Regions from separate parts of the Mus musculus genome. Here region 2 is linked to region 1. A link is a contact called in ENCODE POLR2A ChIA-PET data. All regions are on one chromosome and are shown on one strand. Each heading gives the region's core, a stretch centred on a gene start or an enhancer-like site at or near the end of the contact. The rest is flanking DNA. Distances are from core to core; before and after follow the strand shown.

The links. ChIA-PET counts read pairs that join two places held with the same protein, here RNA polymerase II (POLR2A).
Region 2: POLR2A ChIA-PET joins it to region 1 with 17 read pairs in Patski. The contact joins the promoter of Rpp30 here to the promoter of Ankrd1 in region 1. POLR2A ChIA-PET finds 5 or more read pairs at or near these places in 2 of 5 experiments (Patski and embryonic stem cell).

What each region holds. Positions count from the first base shown.
Region 1 is chr19:36,118,544-36,121,135 of GRCm38, reverse strand. It overlaps Ankrd1 (ankyrin repeat domain 1 (cardiac muscle)), which reads left to right and starts at 1,292. Exons shown (of 9, transcript NM_013468.3): 1 at 1,292-1,381; 2 at 1,738-1,917. The coding sequence starts at 1,355.
Region 2 is chr19:36,082,419-36,085,010 of GRCm38, reverse strand. It overlaps Rpp30 (ribonuclease P/MRP 30 subunit), which reads right to left and starts at 1,295. Exons shown (of 11, transcript NM_019428.3): 1 at 1,193-1,295. The coding sequence starts at 1,274.

The sequences.
Region 1 (2,592 bases), core at 43-2,542:
AAGGTATTAGTGTGTTGGTTTTCAGGGCAATGTCTTGTACTGAAGATTCTAGAAACACAATTTGCTGGTTGAACAGCTGAAGTGGGGTGGGGGTTCTTACCCCATGTTCATGGAAGGGTGAGTGAGGAGAGACAGATATATGATGGCCAGCATAACAAACATACACAACACCCTAATTAACACTTCCCTCTTCTACTGACACCCCCTTCACTCTCCTCTTTCATAAAAAATAAAAAAAGTATTTTATGTGGCTCTTACGATAGAATCTTTCCTCGAACTATAAAAAGATCTAAATATTTATATTTTTCACATTTTAATATCTTAGCGATGACAAGCCAGAAACAAGTATTTTTGCCTCTCTCAACAGCAAAGCTTGGGGCCTTTTTGTTTCCGTGTTAGGAATAGAACACGAGAGCCCCGTGTATCTAGGCAGATGCTCTATCATTAGCCCATGAGTCTCCAGCCTCAGACGCACATTTTTCTCGGGCTCTCTTAAGCTTTTCCCACAGCATTGGGAAACTTTACTGACAGCATCCAAGTTGTGCTTCTGCTAAGAACTGGACTCACATCTCTCTGTGCATCACTTCGGCCCGTTTTGGGGTAGATCCTCTGATTAGCCTTCAGATTTAGAACACGGTGAGCCTGTGGTGCACTAATTATGGCCAGTGACACCATAGAGTCAAAGTGCATTACTGAATGCTTTCAATTTCTCCTAATGCTGGTACGATGGCATGTCACAGGGCCATTTTAGCTGCAGACATCACTCCAGAGAATTCCAAACAGATAGAGACAAGTGGCACCCAGACCCATCTCCTTCCCCTCGGGCTGATTATCCCCAGAAATAGGATGTCCCAAAGCAACACTTCCCAGCCAACTGGAGTGCTGATAAGTCCAGTTATCAGAAAGATATGGCTGTAAGTGTGATGCACAGTGCTTGCATTTTCTTGATACGTTAGTCATATGAGAGCTGACAAAGAAGGAAAAAGAGCAGCGATGTGGTGCAATATTAACAGGCAGCTGTCCCCTGGCTTCCCGATACGTGGGATGACTCGCATTGCTGAGCGGTGTGGTCACTGCCAAAGGAATGACCCTCTCACATTTCTTCCTGATTCGCATACGCCGCGGCCAGCTTGTCATCTCCCTCTTGGGCTTCCCAGACACTAAGTCTGGAATGAAAATTCACCTGCCTCTGAATTGGCCACTGGTGGGGGCAGGGGTGTGACTTGGCTTCCCAGGCTGGAAGATTATCTCACCCAGCCCTAGCTATATAACGGGCTGGTGTGGAGGGGCTCCACAGGGCCAGTTCCAGGGGTTCATCCACAAGAGAGAAAAACATAGACTCACGGCTGCCAACATGATGGTACTGAGAGTAGAGGAGCTGGTATGTAAAACATCTTTTTTTTTTTTTTTTTTTTAATCTTGGCTTTTATTTGAAAATACAGATGGTTTTTCTTTCTCAGGAATAATGTGGGGTTGGCGTTAGTGACTTCCTAAGAGAAGGTGGTTGAGTGGGTTGAGTGGGTTAAAAGTGAATTTTCATGTGCTAACCTGATGCTCATCTTAATTGTGAGAGGAAGGCAGGCACCTGGGATACCTGGAGCTATGCTCCAGACAGTGCACCGCCTGAAGGTGGCTGTCGCTGGATGGAGAGGAAGGACCTCCTGTGGCATTGTTTGTGGACAGTTACCCCAAGATGGGTAGCTTTGCTTCTGACTTCAACATCTTCTTCACATACAGGTAACAGGCAAAAAGAACAGCAATGGGGCCGCAGGGGAATTCCTTCCTGGGGAGTTCAGAAATGGAGAATATGAAGCTGCTGTTGCTTTGGAGAAGCAAGAGGACCTGAAGACACTTCCGGCCAACAGCGTGAAGCAGGGGGAGGAACAACGGAAAAGCGAGAAACTGCGAGAGGCAGAGGTGAGGACCTCCCACAAAATCCTAGTGGGAGTGGGGTACGGAGGTCCCTGAGGAAGAGGGGAAGAGAGGAGGAAAACAAATAAAAACTGCTCTAAAGATGTCTTTTCACCAGATATGAAGCGCATGATGCAAAGAAGCAGTGCACATGGAAATGACTGGGGGAATTACTTTTGGATTCCTCCTGTGTGGAGGGTTGAATCAATGATTGAATGTGCTATGACCACGTTTTGATCAAAGGACAGACAGATAATGATAACCAGAAAAGCTCCAACATCACACACTGCCTACTCAATTTGAGCCAAGGCGATTTGTTCTTTTTGATAACATTGAGTTGTGGCCCACGGGTCATAGAATAAGCTTGCCATGTTTATTGAAATTTATTTATTGAATTTTTGTAGATTACTAACACAAATTTAGAAGTGCAGCAGTAATCTCCGTTTCAGAGACTCGTGAAGGAGAATGGCATCAGTATTTGTGAATTTATCTGTATTTTCTACCCTTGGTTAAAACATATGTTAGTTTTTGAGAATGAGAAAACAAATTCTATAGAAATCTGGGCTTTATGGTACTAATTACAAAATGATTACTGAGAGACTATGTCGTGCCTCTAACCAATTAGTCAAGGACTAGTTCTACAAGCAAAGGAAGTAAATATGACTTAGATTAAAATTAGAC
Region 2 (2,592 bases), core at 46-2,545, 36 kb after region 1:
ATTGATAAGAGATTCAAGAGTCTGGCATGACAATAGGGATGTAGCTAAGTGTCAGGATGCTTGCTAGGCATACACAGAGTCCTGGATTCAATTCCGAGACCTGGAAAATAAGGGGGTGGGGTAGGAGGCAGATCCTGAGCCCTACTGTTTATTGTGACTTAAGGTGAAGTTTCAGGTTCTTCACCTGTCCCATGATGTTAACAGCAGACAGGACTTTCAAGTGTCATGAAAATGAAGTGAAACAGCACCAGTATTTTAGAAGAGTGCACATATTTAGCTGCCACATTTAGAAGCCAGGCACATATTTAGGCTGTGGTTCATATTAACACAATGCTAAAGACTCAAGTTTTATGTCTTTCTGTCACCTTTGTTATCATTTCTTTCTTCTGCGATCCCCCTCACATTTGCTCCCTTTCCTACGGAGCAATGGAGTGATGACTCCCTCACATCTCTTTTGAGGTACTCTACAATAACAGACGAGGGACACTACAGGCTTGTCTTACCATCACAACAGACAAGTGCCCTGTCCCCAATACATTTAAATCACGACTCTTGTCTTTAAGTTGCCTAAAATACTGACAGGATAATAGTGTATTAATATTAAAAGAATAATGCATGGTAATGATAAAATAGCGGCCCTTCGTCTTCCCAGTCAGCCCAATAACGCCCTACTTTCCTTCCTCTCGAAGGGATTTGAGAATCTATTATTTGGCAGGCCCTATGCCAGGTGAGAGCTCACATGATCAACGTTCATCCTTAAGGCACTTGAGATGCTCGAGAGAAATAAGGTAACGCCCTTCCCATTCTCTAAGCTCCCACAGCAGTTCCTGCCCGAGACCCAGCTTTCTGTATTTGACAGATGCCGTGTGACTCAAAAGGGGCTGATACCAAAAGCACTGGCTGAGGGGACCAGTCCCTGTTCCTATCATTCATCAGCTCGCAGGCTCCATGCCAATGCCTCGACCCCTTAGGCCTCCGTTCTCTCCCTCTGCACGAATGACTGGGCAAACACAAACAACAACAGCTTTGTCAAGAGCCCGAGTTTCTCACCCAGGGGATCCGGGTGATACTGCAGCTATTCTCTGCCTTTAGGGACGTCAGGCAGATCACACGAGAGACCGGAATGGGGCCTGAAAAAACTACCAAACAAAGCTGGATGGTGTGGGGGACAGAGCCAAGCCAGTAGACTCACGGTGAGCAGCAGTCTCCACGAGTCCGCGCAGAGCCTTCAGGTCTGAGCCCGCTCTTAAATCCAAATCTGCGAACGCCGCCATGCTGACATCCCAGGAGCACCCGCGCGCCAGTCTGCGCAGCCGCCGTGTTGTCCCTCAGGCATGCTGGGAGTTTTAGGTTGTTCCTTGAGCTTTCTGGGATTTGTAGTTTTTCTTTCTCAGTCGTCTTGGGTCGTCTTGCAGAGACTTTCCTATTCCCTAGAATCCAGCCAAAGTTAGTGTGTTGGGACCTATAGCCTTACTTATTCATAATTTGAATGGGAATGTTTTGGTACTCTCTGATGGGGCTCAAATCTCCCATGCTCCTACCATACAGCAATGCAAAGTGACTCATTTTAAAGGCACCCATAGAGCATACCGATGTCAAGCAGACATTTCTAAGGTCTTGAAGCCTGTTTAAAGCTCTGGGGAGCCGGGCGTGGTGATACACGCCTTTAATCCCAGACCCGGGAAGGCAGAGAGAACTCTGAGTTTGAGGCCAACCTTCTTTATACCGAGAGTACCAGGCCAGTCTGAAATACAGAGTCTCAAAAGTAGTTAAACTAACAAATAAATGAAGATACATGGGAAGTTATTTTTCTTTCCTATTTCCACAGTACATTCCATTCTTTGAAAGTGGCCTTTTTGAAGTATTTGGTCTGTGGCTAAGATTATCTAAACTCTTTGGGCTAAGACAATCCGTTACAGACTACAACCACAAGATGGCAGAGTGCTCTCAAAGCTGATGGTTTAGCGCCAACACATCCTTTAGCCAGAGGACTGACTGGGAGGGGCAAAAATGAAAACATGTCTTACAATGTTTTTCATGAGAAACATACACATATCATTTGATGTTTCTACTTTTAAATGACCCTTTTAAAAATGAACTCTTTAATATTGACAGATCAATTATTCAACAACATAGAACACGATTTTTAATCTACTTGATGTAGAGGGCCAGTCCTTTACCCCTCTCCATTCAGTCTTTAGTTGCCTAGCATGCGAACCCTTCTGCGCATTACTAATAAGCAGCTCCAGCCTCGTGCAACTCAATAGGACTTCTGAACTGCTGGTCTCTCAAATAAGAAAAGTCCACTTCTCATGAGCTTGTCCGTTGGGATTATACCAAAGTGATGGAAATGTTTAGAAGCATTTTCAATTTCTGTACTAATCACAAAGAATATGGAGTCTTCTCCATCTGACCACACTACTGTAATGATCACTAATTTCCTACAAATTTCTGAAAGATGATGATGATGGCGGTGGTGGTGGTGGAGAGGAGGAGGAAGAGAAGGAGGAGAAAGAGGTGGAGGAGGCAGTAGCAGAGGTGGTATTATTAGTAGCCCAGGGTGGACTTAAATCCACAATCATCTTGCCTCAG